Linked DNA regions of Mus musculus: region 1 is linked to region 2. A link is a loop called in an ENCODE intact Hi-C map of the cell type or tissue named here. Cell type or tissue: gastrocnemius. All regions are shown on one strand.

Region 1 (5,000 bases), 440 kb before region 2:
TGTCTGTAGTGTCTAAGTTTTCAGTTAAGAAAACATTATCTCTGACGTCATGTGGATGTAAAGAGAACCCCACCAGGGGTGTATAAGAACTATCTTAGATCACTGCTACTGATTGACACGTAAGTGAGCATTTACCTGCTCCAGATGCTGCCTTCACAGCTGTCTTCTCATAACCTGCCAAAGGAAGGATGTGAATCAGTGGCCGTCATCGACAATGTACTATTATGACTTGATCTTCAACTAGGACAGTTACATAATCCAATTAGCATTCTCATACATGCCCTAATGAACCAAGTTTTATAGAGAGAGGTTATTTTAGCCAGTCATTTTTGTTTCCTTGTTTTATTATTGTTTTTACCTATTATGTTAGTGCATATCAAATGCAAGGTCTTATAAATGCTATGCCAAAAAAGTCTACCACTGAACTGAATCCCCAGATCCCACTGCCGTTTTCTAAACTTGTTTTAACTGATAGATAGAAATGTAGAATTATACATAGCAATGGGGTGTTATGTCATATTTCAATTCACTGTATACTAAGTGATGTTTAAGTGAGGCGAGATACATCTACCCCCTCAAATATATATCAGATTTTTTTGTTGAAACTTTTTAAAACTTTTCCATGCAGCTTTGGGATGCATAATATTGCATTGCATGTCGCTCCCCTACTATGCATTAACACCAGGTGGGATTACAAATGGTAAGATTGGCAATCATTATCAAAACGTTATAAAATTATGATGTGACTGAGAGTAAGAATGCCAATGAAGTTTAATCACACATTATATGCTTTATAGTCTTTCAGCCATATATTCAATGCCAAAGCTAGACCAGGTAAAGTTTACATGGGAGGGATACAATTTTGATGTTTTTTTGTAGTATTACAAATTTTTCATATAAATGACTCATTTCTAGGTCAGTTTTAGAAACTCTAAGCTTACTCAAATAATAGAAGTTTATATGTGATAATACATTTATCCTTAGAGCCTAAGGGTCAGTTCTCTGACTCACTATCTTCAGAGAAAAGCGTTGGAGGAGCATGCTGCTTATAAAGGTGCAGCCAAGTCTATAGGAAAAACAACTGTTTCCTGACTGCCCAGCTCCCAGGTAGGTACGCTCGCTGCATTAATGTCATTGTACCTATGAAAGTCTTCCATGGACTATGGGTTTCTTCCCTTTGCAGTATAGATAATAAATGAAGCTTCATAATTTTATGATAACTGGTAGGATGAAATCAAGAAACAACAGTGGGCCAGAAACCTAGAAATGTAAACAGCAGGCTTTCCTGGGAAATCACATTGTTCTTCTAAAATTATTGAATCTGCACTGAGACCTCAACCACACCAACTCTTGTGCCACAGGCTTCCCGGAAACCTACCTGGTATGCATGTTTTCTTACACTCTTCCAGGGTATCAAATCGGTTCTCGTTCCCTTCACATCCCCCGTATATAAATTCTTCACATTGATGAGTATACATATTGAAAAAATAACTCCTTATCATTGCTTTGCATGGACCATCATCTGCCTTCATTGCACAAAATGTATGTAGCGGTTTCATTGACCCCAGCTCAGAATCTACAAGGTAAATTTTAAAACATCACGTGTGTAGCTCTCTCCCAACACTATGATAACATCCTTGCTGTTGTTTTGCCAAATATACAATTTCCACCGTCAATTTTTAAATGAGAAAATTAAAACTGAAAATTCAGGTTATTATGGGTTCCATGCAAGTAACGACCTGAGTGAGCGAGCCTATATGTTCCACGTGTTTGATAATTTATATATGATCTATAAGGAAGGCACTTGAGGCTTTAAATGGCATAAACCAATTTGTCCTTTAGAGGGCAGCAGTGCTCTGTTAAGAGACAATCTATGAGCACTACTGTAAAACATTCTCTTCATTCACCATTATTTTAAATACTAAAACATGAATGGACATCACGTCAAAGTTCTCACCTAAAAATTATTTTAAAACAAAGTGTAAATTGTACATAGATGATAATCTAGTAATAAATCCATTTTTTTAATTCCCTACAATTTTAAAATGTGAATTTTTGGAAAATATTTTACATACATTTGATCTAGGCTACTTTCAACTATCTTCTTCCATTTGCAATTCATTACTATAGTTAAATATTAATTAATATATTCTGGCCATATTTTAATAAAGTTATGATTCTAACAAAGACATTGGAATGTTCCCACTTATTTCTTCCTTTTTTACTTATTTACTTGTTTGCGAACATGCTTGCAGGTATGCATAAGTGGAGGGGTGCACATACTCCCTGACTGTCTCTCTTCAATTGCAATCTCTCACTACCCTAGAACTCAAAAGGCACGCTAGGCTGGCTGGCTGGCTCTGGGGACACCGGGCCTCAGGAATCTGCCTTTCTCTGGCTTCCCACTACAGGACTTACAGACATGCACCGCCAAAGTCCAGCTTATTTTTACATTCATTCTGGAATAAAACTCAGTTCCTGGTCTTACAAGTCAAGCTCATTCCTGTCTCCTCAGCCCCAATCACCTATAGTACTGGTAAAATCAGATATCTGTGGTGTCAAACGTCAAGTTGACTGAATCAAGAGTTATCTGAGAGATGGCTACTGAGCAGGCCTGGGGTATGGCGGGGAAGCACTGATTGATTCTTTGACTCCCACGCTCTGGGCTGAGAACTAGACAGTGTTACCGGAAGGAGAGCTAAGCACAGATTTTGTCGTGCTTCTCTCTGGCTGACTTATATCAGCTCTTGCTTACTGAAATCGTGTGTGTGTGTGTGTGTGTGTGTGTGTGTGTGTGTGTGTGTGTGTGTGTGTGTGTGTGTGTGTGTGAGTGTGAGTGAGTGTGAGAGAGAGAGAGAGAGAGAGAGAGAGAGAGAGAGAGAGAGGGAGAGAGGGAGAGAGAGAGAGAGCGTTTCTGTCGGTATGTGTTCAGGAAGACACAGAGCCCAAGTTCAGCCTGCTATTTAATAAGTTGGCCACAAGAGGGAGACAGTGTACCACAAAAGAGTTGTTTCTTCAGTGCTGTTGATGTAGTTACAGTAATTACCGGCAAACTTTCCTCTGAGTAATTACAATCTCATGGAACTTCGTTATAAAATCATCTAATGATCTCCCAGCAGTGATGCCAGACACCTTTAATCCCAGCACTTGGGAGGCAGAGGCAGGCAGATTTCTGAGTTGGAGACCAGCCTGGTCTACAGAGTTAATTCCAGGACAGCCAGGGCTACACAGAGAAACCCTATCTCAAAAACAAAAACAAAAACAAAAAGCAGATCTACTTTTGTAGATGTTCTTTGTGATGCAGGTTTTATCAAGTTGCTTAGACTTATACGTGCAGATGAGAGAACTGACTCTCATATGCTATTATACCAGGTATAATTCACAATAATAAGAGTAAGATTATCACAGACCTGAAAGGCTGAGATTTCACCCAAATACTTGGACTAAACAATTCAATTTAATAAAGTAATGTCTGCTCAATAGCACTCTAAAAATTGCTTTATAAAGCTGGAACTCATTTTTGATGAAAATCTGGTGCTAAATTCATAGCAACCACGTAAAGACAAAAACACTATCAACTTTTTATTTCGTTATTACCTTATTTCTTTAGAATTCCCATATTAATGAAGTTACCATAATTTTATATCAGTATATTCTATGCATTGATCTTGTTGCTGTTCACACCTAAGCAGGATGTCCCAGACAACAGGAAGACCTCGGGTTAATCTCGGACATCCACAGCCATCCACTCTTGGGAAGGTGTATGCCTGTCTTGGTTTTCATTTATGGGGATAACCTTTTTGAGTATTAAAATTGTGCCCTGAATACGTATCTATCAAGAACTGGGTTGTTATTGCAGATACAACAATATATCGGGCAGCAGGCCCTTTTAATGACGCTTGCAATCACTAATTTACAATAATTACAATAGTAATTTATTGAAGAGCTTACTAAAGAGCGAACAGCAGACTACCTCAGGGAAGGAGTAAGGATAATTTTTCTTACACTTGGAAGAGTTGAGAATAATGTTTTTAAAAATAAGGACTATCCTTCTGTACCCATGAAACTAGAACATTTGCCGAATATTATAACAAGAATCTGATCCGAGGTAGCCAAAAAATAGAATTATAATTTACATTTGAATATTTGTGATTGAGTGTTTATATTTTGTATCTCCTAGCATAAGGGTAACAATCTGGTTTTCTTCCCTGTGTCTTGGGATGTCAAATAAAAAGCTCAGTGAAATACAGAATGCTCAAGGGTCACGGGATGCCTGGGTGATAGCGTGTCCCTCCCCTGGAGAGTGTTTGTGGATCGAGGGCCAACAGGTAGCTTACTAAGGGTCCCATGCTGCGTGCCTCTTGGTATTGTAAAACTAATTAAAAATTAAACAGAAATAAAACAAACCTAGATAAGACTGTGCAACTAGTTGATCAAAAGAGTGTCAAGTCTACAATGTTAAATCAAGCTGTAGCTAGCTGCAGGACTCCGCCCTCTAATCCTAGCCCTCTGAGACTGAAGCAAAAGCTCATAAGTGCAAGGAAGGTCAAGCTGCACCGTATAGTTGGGAACCCTCCATGACACTGTGGGGATTTAAGACTCTCCTCTCGGCTGCCATCATTCCCTCCCTCCCATCAACTAAGGCATCAGGCTCAGGAGTTGGGTTTACCCAACCTTGTTCCTGGGGAATACACTGGACAAACTCACTAGAGATGAGAATGCATACATGAGACTCTAATATATGTTAGAACTACACTATAATCTGTCAAATTGTGAATATTTCCCATTATCAATAACTTGAGTTCTATCAATAGTTTTGTGCAAAGTGTTACTGTGGGGGAAATATATAAATCTACAATGATATAACCACTCACATTTTTTTCATTATTAATATTCTTATCTCACACCTCATGAAATTGGAACTCCAGTCCACACCAATCCCTTTGATGTCTGTCTATTCTCATCTCAGACACTGTTATCTTGAACACACTGGTAAGAAG
Region 2 (5,000 bases):
GAGCAAGTGTATGTGCGCGTGCTCGCGCGCGCAGACGCTTGGGCAGGTGTAGCTGAGTGCTGGCCTTTTATTCCTGTCGGGAACCAGGACCAGGGCGGGAGTACTAGTGTGTGCTCGCTGGTTTCTGCTCTGGTTGAGCCACGCGAGGGCTGTGTGAAATTCTGCGCGCTCGAGTTCGGGATGGGAGGAGAAGGGAATAAATGTTCAGGTGTGTTGTATGTACCTTAAAGCTTTTTACAAATGGGTGTAAGTTTGAGCGTGCGTGCGAATTGTGTGCGTGTGTGAACGCGCGCGCGTGCGCGCGTGTATTTACGTGATATGTCCCAAAGGGTATGATTTCTTATCTCTCGCCAGAGGGCAGAAGAGGATCCAAAAGTGGTAGCAGACTGCTGGTTCACAAAAACTTCTAACCCTCTTCTTACCAAGGGGCGGATAGGGGCCTCATAGGGTCCCTAGACGCCTCTATCCTGGCGGAGTCAGCCAATCCCTGACCTCAGCGCCTTATTTTAAAAGCCTCAACGCCTTTCGCCCTAGTCTTGGTCAGTCCAAGGTGCCTAGTACACGGTTTTTGATAACCCCCGTATGAAGGGAGCCGCTTGGGGAACTGTCGCCAAGCGGCGCACGCGGGGTTGGGATTGCTGCAGTGGTGCCTACGGCGGCGGTGCCAGGGCCATCTGGATGCAGTCGGACCCTGCCTGCGAGTGGAGCGGAGGAACCCTTAGTCCAGGCACGGGCTCCTCTTCATACCTGTGCCTGGGTCCAACGCTGTGCACGGCATACAGTCGGCGCTTTATATATGCTAGTCTCATTCTTCTCATTCACTCCACGCACCTTTTATAATCTGCCATTCTTCTCTCGTACTCATTCGATTTCTCTCATTTTCTCCCCCAACTCTTATTCATATTTTATGATCCCCATCTTTAATCTCTATTCTCTTGTGCGCCGCCTTTTAGTTTCTGTCCTTTCCTCCCCAAAGATGAGATGAGTATATCTTCTGTCTTCATTGGTTCTCTTTCTCTCTGTCTCTGTGTATGTGTGTGTGTGTGTGTGTGTGTGTGTGTGTGTGTGTGAGAGAGAGAGAGAGAGAGAGGGGGGGGGGGAGAGAGAGAGAGAGAGAGAGAGAGAGAGAGAGAGAGAGAGAGAGAGAGTCCCAGCCTCCTCTTGGCCTCTCCAAGTCCGCATGTGTTTCCTCGCCTCTTTGTCTCTACTCCCTTCCTCCCTTTCATCTTGTTTCTTGGCTGGGCTGCGATGTTGGTGGTGGTAGCTGCTCTCAGACTCTTGCACCTCATTCTGGAGTGCCCCCTGGTGGTTCTATCTTACGTTGCTTCCGGGGCTCGCAGCTTGGCAGTCCCTGAATTTTCTCTCCTGCTTTTCTCTTTTTCCAGGTCAGATAGAAACAGAAAGGGGCATATTTGGGTCTCCTCTCTCTGGAATAGAGCCTTGATTTTCCTTGGGTCCTACCCTGTGCAGGGCCCGCTCCTGGAGCGTGCGCGAGGGTGTGGGGGGGTGTTTAGTGCTGGAGGGGGCGGCGGGGAGGGAGTGTTGGGGGTAGCAGGGTGGGATTTGGCGTCCTTCCCCGGAATGAGCCGCGGCACAATCTGTCGCTGGATTTGTTTGCCGAGCTGCCTCCGGAGCGCAATGGGGCTGGCTCCCGGGGAGCGAAATATCACAAGATGCGGAGACAGACGCTGAGGGGCGGGTGGGCGGCGGGCTGACTCAGGTGTGCTTCATCGACTCCCTGGGCCTCAGCTCTTCTGAGAGGGGTGGGAGGGGACACTGGCCCCCAGCACAGGCAGACAACCAAAGCTTGGAGGGGAACCCCATCCTGGGATGAGCTGTGTGGGGAAGAGGGTCCTCAGCTCCAGGCCTCTCCATCAGCCCAAGTTGGGATTCCCTAGACAGCCACAAGCTCTCTAAGCCACCGCCTTGTACAGGTGTTCGGGTTTCCCATGGTTATCTGTTGACTCACCACTCGCTCCTCTAGACTGCCAGCGTTTTGAGGGCAGGAAATGCTTCTCATACAGTGTGTCCAACAGGTGCTGAGCAAGGCTGTTGGACCGCTGGCTGGTGGGTGGGCGGATGGCTAGTAGCGGTTTCCCAGAATCCTGCTGTGCGTTTGGATTTCCCTGTGGGCTATTCCCACCTCTTGCTTCTCCAGACATTTACTCTTGGGGGCCCCTCTCCTTGCACTCTGACAACTCTCTCTGGATTTGAGCACCAGCTTTCTCTAAGTACCCCGGCCCATTCACTCTCTTCCTTACACTCCCTTTACTCATTTGTACATAGAGAAAGTAGCATTCATCAGGTTACATAGTCTCCAGCTCCCAAGGCAAGCTGGCCTCATTGCTGTTTCGAGGTCTTTTTTTTTTTTTTTTTTTTTTGATACGGGCTGACCCATTAGAGGCAGACCTCGTGATGGGTATTTTCGTTTGTTTGATTGTTTGTTTGTTTTGTTTTTGTTTTTGTTTTTTGGCAGCGAAATGTTTGGAGATCCCAAGAGGTATACTGATGGCTCAGTGTAACCGGGGAAGGTGGCCTGGTCATGTAGACAGATCTCTGCTTAGACAGTTGGCCGGGCTCTGGGTACTCTTGGCCACAGACATGGCTCGCCCTCTGGTGGCTATATGCGGAGCTGCAGTCCTAGTGGAAGCCAAAGATCTCTAGAAAGGGGTTGATGAATATAGACTATTCCCCTCCCCGCACTCCCCCCCCCCCCCCATCAAGCCAGTTTCTGGGAAAAAGAAGGCTAGAAGGAGGTGGCATATTAGCCAGATTATCACAATATGTCCTCCATGAGTATTCTCATTGTGTCACTGGGACCCCTAATCTTTCTGGTGGTGCCATTTAGTGAGTTAACAGAGCCTCCCCCACCCCCTCCTAAATACCTCCTGTTTGGCACCTTCAACATTAGAACACTGTTTAGTAAATGCATATTTTGAGATTGCTCAGTGGTCACAAACACAGAGGCTCTGTCTAGTGCATGCCTTGCTGCACAATTCACTAGTTAAACAGATGACCTTCACCAAGGGGCTGAGCGCTCTCTAAGCCTCCAGGCTCCTCAGGTAGAAAACGAGAGAGGAAAAATTCTGGTTCCCAGATCATAGAGTTGTTTGAGGATTAAATGAGATAAAGCATGAAAAAAAATCTAACAGAGTCTCTGACCCCCTGCTCAAGAATGCTAAATAGTGTCGCTACCTGTGCTTGTAGCCTAGAACGACCTGGAGACCAGACTCTGCAGTTTGTGGGTAAAAAGGAGAGTTAGAACCTAAGTTCATCAGGGGTAAAGGGTCGTGCTGGGTTGTGAGTCCTTAGTCATGATGGCCTCCCCATGGAGCTGAACTTGACATTGCTAGCATCTCTTAGCACATGCCAAGGTTGTTCACCGTGATGGCAGGATTCCCAAACTCAACCAGAAGTTCAGCCTCAATCCTTCCTGTGAGTGTAACCTGGGATGGCCTCTCAGGGCTTCAGTTTCCCCACTGTTGAAGGGAACATCGCGGATTTGGAGTTCCTGAGAGCCTGGCTTTCTGGCCTTCCTTCTGGGATGGAAGCTACTTAACCTGGGGTCTATCAGTCAGGGTCCACATTGCTCTTACTGTCCCAGCTCTGGGCAGTGGGTGGTGTATGGGCTCGGTAGATGATCAGGATTTATATGTAGGGATTCTGTGGAACTTCATTTTAGGGTTCTTAGCTTTCTCTCTATCCACCACTCAGAGCTAGTGGATGTTCCCCTGCATTACTCGGAACTGGTCCATTACCACACACACTGCATCATCTTCAAGATGCACCCGCAGCTGGAGGATCATGACCTGCTCTGCTAGTCTTGTGGGGGAGAGGACACCAAAACAGACCTTTCTAAATCGAGGAAGAAAAAACAAACAAACAAACAAACAAACAAACAAACAATATTAGTTTAAAGGTCATGTTTGGGACCTGGAGAGGTGAATTGGAGGTTAAGAACATTTGTTCTGGCAGAGGACCAGGGTTGGGTTTCCAGCATCCACACGGTGGCTAACAAATATCTGTAACTCTAGTTCCAGAAGATTCAATTCATGTTACTTATGGCACTTACTGTGTGTCATTACTTATTTCAGGCCACCAACTTCTGTGCACTAGATGGCTTAGAGAAACTCTATGAGGGAGGTTTTGTTTGTAGTCCGTTTAGCAGATGAAACACAAACTGGAGCCAGAAGAGTCTTGCCTTGAGCTCCATACTTGCCAGTCTGTCTCCAGGCAATATCCATCCACGAGATAAGACTTACCTAAGGCCTCTTAGAGCCTGTATGCTCACTGTGGTGCTAGGGACTACAGAGGTTTTTTGTTTTTGTTTTTTTTTTTTTTATCAAGGCCCAACTCTCCTTTGAGGATACTCATGAGCCTTTTCTCCAACCCACCTTTCTGTTCCCATAACAGAAGCTTGGCTCGGGGGAGGGGGGTGCATTAGAGAGAATGTTCACAGACCATAGATCTGCAGATCTGGGTGTTTGTGTGTTTGTCCTTGAGGACTCTTGTTAGGGCTAAAATTATAGTTTGGAAGAGACTAGGACATGGTATATTTCTGTATAGAACCTCGTGGAATCAATCCATTCTAAATTTGAATGCAGATTTCTAGTATCAGATTTCTTTGTAGAATGCAGGAAGGGTGGCCGCGGCTTGGGAAGCAAAGGGTTACTCAGAGGGGCAAGTCTTGCCTGCTTTGACTGCTGTGTGAGGAGAGAACTCCCAGCCTATGTCAATAATATTTCTATTTGCACTTGCACCCCAACTCTGTACATTTTAGGTCCAGCCATGCCAAGAAGTCACATGACTTCATCCAAAAGGATCAGGACTGAGCAACCTCAGTACATACTAATAATCTCTCTTTCTTGAAGCCCCACATAGTGCTGAGCTTCAGTCAAGATTTGGCTTCCTGGAGGCATAGTAATTCAAAAGTTGGGTCCCACTGCCTGGACTGGAGTCCCTTGAAGGATGAAGGGACTCTTGTATCCTTAAGACCATGA

Evidence for each region. Hi-C counts contacts between places; a loop is a spot of excess contacts. Peaks named below come from ENCODE experiments on the same cell type or tissue, not always from the same donor. Only the 100,000 strongest peaks of a DNase experiment are listed, where the experiment ranks them.
Region 1: a loop joins it to region 2, with 6 times the contacts of the local background. A loop is called at or near these places in 2 of 42 quality-filtered maps.

Annotation. Positions count from the first base shown.
Region 1 is chr2:84,452,422-84,457,421 of GRCm38, forward strand. It overlaps Tfpi (tissue factor pathway inhibitor), which reads right to left. Exons shown (of 9, transcript NM_011576.1): 4 at 1,379-1,576; 5 at 136-174. Among named protein-coding and RNA genes, the nearest start is that of Tfpi, 19 kb to the right of the region's middle. In gastrocnemius, CTCF peaks have their summits at 1,841 (motif pointing right) and 2,997 (motif pointing right); a DNase peak (open chromatin) is centred at 2,984; H3K4me3 peaks cover 274 bases.
Region 2 is chr2:84,887,558-84,892,557 of GRCm38, forward strand. It overlaps a transcript of Rtn4rl2 not described here. Among named protein-coding and RNA genes, the nearest start is that of Rtn4rl2, 3.4 kb to the left of the region's middle. In gastrocnemius, CTCF peaks have their summits at 360, 1,305 (motif pointing left) and 2,609 (motif pointing left); DNase peaks (open chromatin) are centred at 98, 263, 658, 1,318 and 3 more places; H3K4me3 peaks cover 2,046 bases; H3K27ac peaks cover 1,942 bases.